Regions from separate parts of the Homo sapiens genome. Here region 1 is linked to region 2. The links are chromatin contacts, found by Hi-C in ENCODE. All regions are on one chromosome and are shown on one strand. Each heading gives the region's core, a stretch centred on a gene start or an enhancer-like site at or near the end of the contact. The rest is flanking DNA. Distances are from core to core; before and after follow the strand shown. Region 1 holds the start of PDE12 (phosphodiesterase 12). Region 2 holds the start of ASB14 (ankyrin repeat and SOCS box containing 14).

The links. Hi-C counts contacts between places; a loop is a spot of excess contacts on that map. Pooled maps may share reads with other maps.
Region 1: a loop to region 2 is called in a pooled map, with 2.3 times the contacts of the local background. The contact joins the promoter of PDE12 here to the promoter of ASB14 in region 2. A Hi-C loop is called at or near these places in 2 of 50 pooled maps.

Annotation. Positions count from the first base shown.
Region 1 is chr3:57,553,753-57,557,626 of GRCh38, forward strand. PDE12 (phosphodiesterase 12) reads left to right here and starts at 2,522. Exons shown (of 3, transcript NM_177966.7): 1 at 2,522-3,874. The coding sequence starts at 2,628. It also overlaps a transcript of DNAH12 not described here. RefSeq lists enhancers at 2,016-2,795, 3,286-3,455.
Region 2 is chr3:57,289,759-57,293,974 of GRCh38, forward strand. It overlaps ASB14 (ankyrin repeat and SOCS box containing 14), which reads right to left and starts at 2,927. Exons shown (of 11, transcript NM_001142733.3): 1 at 2,875-2,927; 2 at 2,154-2,346. The coding sequence starts at 2,275. It overlaps DNAH12 (dynein axonemal heavy chain 12), which reads right to left. Exons shown (of 74, transcript NM_001366028.2): 74 at 3,942-4,213. The coding sequence ends at 4,023. LOC124909384 (a long non-coding RNA gene) reads left to right here and starts at 3,033. Exons shown (of 2, transcript XR_007095923.1): 1 at 3,033-3,634.

The sequences.
Region 1 (3,874 bases), core at 1,272-3,771, 260 kb after region 2:
TCTAGCAAAGAAAGCATAAATCTGTCTGACCAATTGATGTAGGCAAAATGTCTAAATTAAATTCTGAAGATATTTCTTTTTTTTTTTTTTCCGAGACAGAGTCTTGCTGTCTCCCAAGCTGGAGGGCAGTGGCGCGATCTCGGCTCACTGCAACCTCTGCCTCCCAGGTTCAAAAGATTGTCCTGCCTCGGCCTCCTGAGTAGCTGGGATTACAGGCGAACACCACTGCGCCCGGCTAATTTTTGTATTTTTAGTAGAGACAGGGTTTCACCATGTTTAGTAGAGATAATGAAACCCCGTCTAATTTTTGTATTTTTAGTAGAGACGGCGTTTTAACATATTTAGTAGAGACAGTGAAATTCCATCTCTACTAAAAATACAAAAATTAGCCAGACATGGCAGTGCACACCTGTAATCTCAGCTACTTGGGAGGCTGAGGCATGAGAATCGCTTGAACCCGGGAGGTGGAGGCTGCAGTGAGCCGAGATCACACCACTGCACTCCAGCCTGGGTGACAGAGTGAGGCTCCATCTCAAAAATAAAAAAATAAAAAAATAATTACATGGAGGCCAATGACAATTACAGTATCAAACACCTTTTTTCTTGCAATTAAAACCAAATGTTTTTAGCTTTTCCCCTTTCAAGAAAATGAAAATTAAAGCTTTTCCATAATTGCAAGCAAAACAACTCTAATGGCCCTCTTAGAAGAAATCCAGAACTTCATACTATGGCTTAGAATGCACTACACAATTTGGTGGATGCATATCTTTCTTATCTGCTACTCTCCCCTGGTCTCACCTTACTCATCACACTGGACCTCTTTCTGGTCTACAGGTAAAGCAATTCATTCGTTCTTCAAGACCTTTTTTTGTTTTGTTTTGAGACGGAGTTTCACTCTTGTTGCCCAGGCTGGAGTGCAATGGCATGATCTCAACTCACTATGACCTCCATCTCCCAGGTTCAAGCGATTCTCCTGCCTCAGCCTCCCTAGTAGCTGGGATTACAGGTGTGCGCCACCATGCCCAGCTAATTTTTTGTATTTTTAGTAGAGACGGGGTTTCACTATGTTGGCCAGGCTGGTCTCGAACTCCTGACCTTAGGCGATCCACCCGCCTCAGCCTCCCAAAGTGCTGGGATTACAGACGTGAGCCACTGGGCCCGGCGTCTTTAAGACCTTTAAAAGAAATAGCAATAAAGTGCACGATTCCTTAGGCCAGGGGAGGTGGTTTTCACTTGTTATCCCAGAATTTTGGGAGGGTAAGGCGGGGGGCTTGCTTGAGGCCAGGAGTTCGCGACCAGCCCAGGAAACATGGTGAAGCCCTTCTCTACTAAAATACAAAAATTAGCTGGGCGTGGTGGTGTGTGCCTGTAGTCCCAGCTACTTGGGAGGCTGAGGCACGAGAATCGCTTGAACTCTGGAAGCCGAAGTTGCAGTAAGCCAAGATCGCACAGCTGCACTCCAGCTTGGGTGAAAGAGCAAGGCCCTACCTAAAAAATAAAAAAATAAAATAAACAGATAAACAACTATTTCTTAATATATGCCCCATTATTATTCCTTATCTGAAATTGAATTTAACTGAGATCCTGTAATTTTATTTGTTAAATGTAGTAACTAAATAGAGTCTTCCTATTTACTAACTAAAAATAAACACTGGGTGGCTCTTGCCTGTTTGTACTTGAGAGGGTTAGGCGGGAGGATCGCACGAGCCCTGGAGTTCGAGGGGGCAGTGAGCTATGATCAGGCCACTGCACTCCAGCTTGGGCGTCAAAGTGACAACCTGTCTCTAATAAAAAATAACAAACAGCCTTCCGCAGTTTGTCAGTACTATTTCTTTCTGCCAATTAATAGTTGTGTGACCCTGAGCAGGTAATATCTCGGGACTCTGCATCTGTAAAGCGATGGATAAAGAGACCTACCTCATAAGAACTATGAGGCTTAAATAAGATAGTGTGTGTAGCGTTTCTCGCATAGTCTGCGCTCACTAAACGGAGTTATTGTATATCGTTCGTTGTTAACTACCACAAAGGCTCTGCTCAGAGGTGCGTAGGCGCTGGCTCAGCCTGGGGTGAACCCACCAGGCCACCGAAACGAGCGATCAGGGTCGGCAAAGCTGTGGAGATGAAATGGGCAACACCTTCCACACTGCGAGTAAAGCTCGCAATCCGGGTGGAGGCCTCCACGTCCTAGCGCAGTCCAGTCCCGGGCGCAGGGAGGAGAGCTGGTCAGCCAAGATTCCAAGACAGGTGTCCACCTCCTCCAACGAAGCGGAACACGTGACACCACCCTATCCACTTCCGGCTTGGAGGGCATGCCCTCCCGTCACCAGCATGCACTTTCGACAAAACCGTGGAATCTAGTATTTTCCTCTGACACCTTTATATTTTCTTCACTTCCCTATAATTCTGACCTATCGTGTAGGTAAAAATTAATCTTCAGAGTATTACAGACATGCGTGCCCACGCGCTAGGCGAAAGTGCGAGTCGGAAGCACTTCATTCCCTCTCTTCGCTAGCCGGAAGTCGCGAGATCTGAATGAGTCAAAGCCGGCGGCCTCGGCTCCTCAGCTCCACCTGACAGTAGGCCGCTGATCGGCCGCGGGTCTTGTCGACCGCTAGGCCACCAGGTTCATGTGGAGGCTCCCAGGCGCCCGCGCCGCGCTTCGGGTGATCCGGACGGCGGTGGAGAAGCTGAGCCGGGCTGAAGCGGGGAGCCAGACAGCGGCGGGAGCGATGGAGCGCGCTGTAGTGCGCTGCGTACCTTCGGAACCCAAGCTGAGCCTGTCATTCGCTTTGGCTGATGGTAGCCACAAGAACATGCAGCGCGACCAGAGCGAGCCGCTGGGTCGAGTCCTCAGCCGCATCGCTACCAATGCCCTAAAGGGTCACGCTAAGGCGGCCGCCGCCAAGAAGAGCAGGAAGAGCCGGCCGAATGCTAGCGGCGGTGCGGCCTGTTCAGGGCCGGGGCCTGAGCCGGCTGTGTTCTGCGAGCCCGTGGTGAAGCTGTACTACCGGGAAGAGGCAGTGGCTGAGGACGTGCTCAACGTGGATGCCTGGCAAGACGGCGCGGTGCTGCAGATCGGCGATGTTAAGTACAAGGTGGAGCGCAACCCGCCCGCCTTCACCGAACTGCAGTTGCCGCGCTACATCATGGCCGGGTTCCCTGTGTGCCCCAAACTCAGCCTCGAATTTGGGGATCCCGCCAGCTCCCTTTTCCGCTGGTATAAGGAAGCCAAGCCCGGAGCGGCGGAGCCCGAGGTCGGTGTCCCCTCGTCATTGTCTCCCTCCTCACCTTCTTCTTCTTGGACTGAGACTGATGTGGAGGAGCGTGTCTACACCCCGTCCAATGCCGACATCGGGCTAAGGCTCAAGCTTCACTGCACCCCAGGCGATGGGCAGCGCTTTGGGCACAGCCGGGAGTTGGAAAGTGTGTGTGTGGTAGAGGCTGGGCCTGGCACCTGCACTTTTGACCACCGGCATCTCTACACGAAGAAGGTGACTGAGGACGCTCTCATCCGCACTGTCTCTTACAACATCCTGGCAGACACGTACGCGCAGACTGAGTTCTCGCGAACGGTTCTGTACCCATACTGTGCCCCCTACGCCCTGGAGCTCGACTACCGCCAGAACCTTATCCAGAAGGAACTCACCGGCTACAACGCCGATGTCATCTGTTTGCAGGAGGTTGACCGCGCAGTGTTTTCTGACAGCTTGGTACCCGCCCTAGAGGCCTTCGGGCTCGAGGGGGTGTTTCGAATCAAGCAGCACGAAGGCCTGGCCACTTTCTACCGAAAGTCTAAGTTCAGCCTTCTTAGCCAGCATGACATTTCATTCTACGAAGCCCTCGAGTCCGACCCACTTCACAAAGAACTGCTGGA
Region 2 (4,216 bases), core at 1,677-4,176:
CTCAGCTCACTGCAGAGTAGCTGGGACTACAGGTGCCCACCATCACGGCCGGCTAATTTTTTGTATTTTTAGTAGAGATGGGGTTTTACTGTGTTAGCCAGGATGATCTCGATCTCCTGACCTCGTGATCTGCTCGCCTCGGCCTCCCAAAGTGCGGGGATTACAGGCATGAGCCACCACACCCGGCCACCTTCCACTCTAATTATTTAACGAACCCAGGTTGAGGAGAATAAATTCCCTCGGACACTCTGTCCTGTTTACAATTTGGTCAATTACATTATCTTAAACATTTAAACCTGCATTCATAGATTTAGTATTGTGTTAGTTTTCTATAGCTGCTGTAAGAAGTAACCACACACTTAGTGGCTTAAAACAACAATAATAAAACAAATTTATTATCTTACAGTTTAGTAGTTCAGAAATCCAAAACAGTCCTCACCGGACTGAAATCAAGATGTCAGCAGGGCTCTGTTCCTTCTGGAGGCTCTTGGGGAGACTCTATCTCTGCCTTTTCTAGCTTCTAGAAGCCACCCACATTTCTTGGCTGGTGGACTCTCTGCCTCCATCTTCAAAGCCAGCATTGTTGGGCTTAGTCCTTTTAACACTGCCATCTCCCAAGTTGTCTCTCCTGGCTCCCCCTCTTTCACACTTAAAGATCCTGTGTTACACTGGGACCACCTGGGTAATCCAGAGTACACCCCCTATCTAAAAGTCAGCTGATTAGCAGCCATAATTCCATCTGTAGCCTTACTTCTCCTTTGCCATGTAAGGTTCCAGAAATTAGGACATCTTTGGATGGGACCATTACTCCACATGTCACAAGTATGTTCTAGTTTTCTAATTCCTTCAAGTACCTGACTAAATCAGCAAGCCTGCCTAAGTATCATACACTTCCTGCAAATCTAATCAAGTAAATGCATAACCACAGTCAATTTCAGTTTCTCTGAAACATTTCAATACTCTCCTTAGCCCAACTCTCTTATACCTTTCAACCTAAAATTGTAAGTTCAAAGTCAGTTACTCAATTATGCAATTTAAGGTTTTAATCATAAGGTTAATATAACAGATAATCTAATAAGGCTAATTTCTTTACAAAACTTTAAATATTTAAAGATTATTTTAAAAACTAATCCTAAATTGAACACAAAAGTATAGGAATAGTGTGTGGCTAAGAGCACAGACTTTAGAATCAGACTGCCTTGCTCTTCACTTACTAGTTCTGTGACCTTGGGTAAGCCACTTAACTTTTCTGTGCCTCACTTTCCTCCTCTCTAAGTAGGGATAATAATAGGACCTACCTCATAGAGAGGTAATGAGAATTAGAATTTAAAAGTTAGTATTTATGAAGTGCTTAAAATAACATGACACATAGTGATCACTCCATGGTTTGTTACATTTTAAAAATACTATATAGGTTTGATGTACTTCATTGTCTCTATTTAGTTATGAAATCTCTTGGGGTTAAAAGACATTTTTCTAGTTTTACATCCAGCAGGCAAATAGAGATTACCATCCCAAGTAAACTGGGTTATCACCCCTGAAAAAATGATGGTTACTGCCTCAGGAGACCAAGGTTGCTGATTGGCCAGCGAGCGTGTGAGCAGGTGTGCCATATCCAGGACGATTCTTCTTACACCCCACACAGGGTCCCACTGGTCCTTTTTCAGTGTTGTCCAACAAAACTCTGAATCTACACTTTCAGAAGCCTTGTTCAAGTTTATGTAATTCCTCCTTTTGATTTGAGTAGATCAAAGACTGGACCCCATCCCCACCTACCCTACTAAGGTTGAAGATAACTAACTTTCTATGTGTCCCGGTTGGATTTATGCATTTCTTCAATTCCCAAAGACAAGATGTATTAGTTTTTCTCTAGCCCTTCATATCCTCCTTTCTTTCTTCTGATTTCCAGTCTGTATCACCTCACCCAGATTTGCTGCTAACCTCCTTCAGATATTTTTATTGCCTAATTAAATTCTGAATTATTTCCAGATTATTCCTGTCTAGTTAGGCATAATATCTTACAGATATTTAATTGACAGCTCCTTGGATTCTGACCCTCCTGTTTTTGTCACAACACTAGAGTTAAGCTAATGACAAGTGTCAGCTGTTGAATACAACACTTAATACTATATTGCCGATGAGAAAACCATTACCTCTCATCCTTAGGTGCATGTTGTGCTGTTCCTGGCTTATAAATATCCTGCAAACTCTGTTGAATGATGAGCTGGGTGTCAAAGTCTTCATCTATGTCTTCATCGCTGGTGTAATTATCCATGTGAAACGTGGACAGGTTTACTTTAAAGTCAGAGTGAATTAAAAGTATTTTTCCAGTTGTGAAGAGATCAACTGCTTAAAATTACAAATGAAATTCAGAAATCTAGAAAATTGGTAGGATTAACAATGAAAAATATACAAAATTTAGGAAACAAAATATTCACTAAAAAATTTCTATAAACTTAAAAAAGTTTTGTGGACTGCCACAGATTCAACAAAAATTAGAAGTTTCCATGAGTAGCCATTGACTTAAAGCTTATTCAGGAAAAACCACCTTTCAAATAAGACTTCGGTTAGTGCCACTCTAACACTGACAACACTCTGATCTGTTCAACTTGGCTGTGAGTCTTTCACAGTGATTGTAGCACTCATCCAAAATAATATCTTTCCTACACACAGTGTGATGCTGAAAATAATATTTTACTTAATATACATTAAAAATAAACATGTTATAGGAACAAATGTATTCTCATAATTACAACATGGATACAGCAGTAGTAAAAACAAATGTATCTTACTAGGCAATATCTAAATGGTTTTAAAAGAAAAATGTCAGTTTTAGCATAGAATACATTTGGTCACATTTCAAAGACTTTTTACCTTTTGTTTTATCCTCTAGGACAGCAGTGAAGTTTTCACTGTTAAGGACTAACACATGTAAGCCTCAGAATTTTCATTTATATTTAGGCTCTCCTCTCCCCTGTAGTGACCATTCCATTAATAGCTTTACTATAAATACTTCATCATAAGACAGTTTGGCACATTCTCCTTGTTTTTTACATGTGGTTTAGCTCTTTTTGGAAACATGATCTCTTTTCTTCAGTGCTACATTCATCAAATTTAAAGGATTAAATATTTTATTCCTGGAATAAAATGCTTTTGCAGGGGGTTGGCCATGCAAAGAGAATTCATGCACATAGCCACTGCAAACCACAATCAATTTTTCACTTAAGAGAACCCAAACATTTTGCTCTGACCCAATTATCCAAAGTGACTGTCCCAATGTACTAGATTCACTAGGTAGCTGTGACTACATTTTCCTTGGGTTACAGAACTGTGGCCTTCAGTGTCCTTGGAATCCTAAGGGAAGAATTCACTCTACACAAGATAAAATTTTGATCAAAATTCTGTTTTGTTGAAATATTTTTAAATTGTTAATATACACTAAAAAAAGCAAAGGGACCACTTGACATTTCAAATTAAATATGAAGCAAATGCCGAGAAGCACACTGTCACTGCAGGTGTAGAAGTTCGGACTGCCCTCAAGCCATCCTACTGCCTTTGCAGGCCAACTTCGCAGCTTTGAGTTTCCTTTCCTAGTCACAAGGATGCAGTGAGAAATGGAACCGATGTCTTAGAGGTAAGAAATAAAGAGGTATAGTTGGGTAACTTTTAATATTTTCCATATTTATAATTTCTTAATTTATGTATTTGAAATATTTATGTATAATTACTTTAGGTAGGAGAGTGGAAAGTAAACTATACTGAAGCTGAAGGAATGACTTAACATTTGTGAAGGAGATAATTCCTGATATTTGTTAAATGTTACCGTTTAACCCCCAAATCTATTTTTCACATACAATCAAACTTCAAAAAGTTCTCCTCAGAAAGGAGAACAATGCAATGAGTGTTTGCAAAGATCATTTAAAAGAATAACACCAAAACACTTGGTTTTATAATGTATATATTTTAAGTAGGACAGGTTTTTTTTTTTTTAAACTTTTGGATGTTTTATAAATTTGTCCAATTTAGTCATCCAACTGACAAAGCAAAGCAACCCCGCGCTTGATCCAGTGCCGAGTAGGTTGGTCTGTTTTTAACAACATTGCAATGACAAAGTTAGTAGAATGTCCCGTAGTGGAAAGAGTTCCTTTACGTTCACTTGTCTTGTAGAGGGGACAGACATAGGCATCCGACTTTATAATCCGAGATTTTTGAGCTT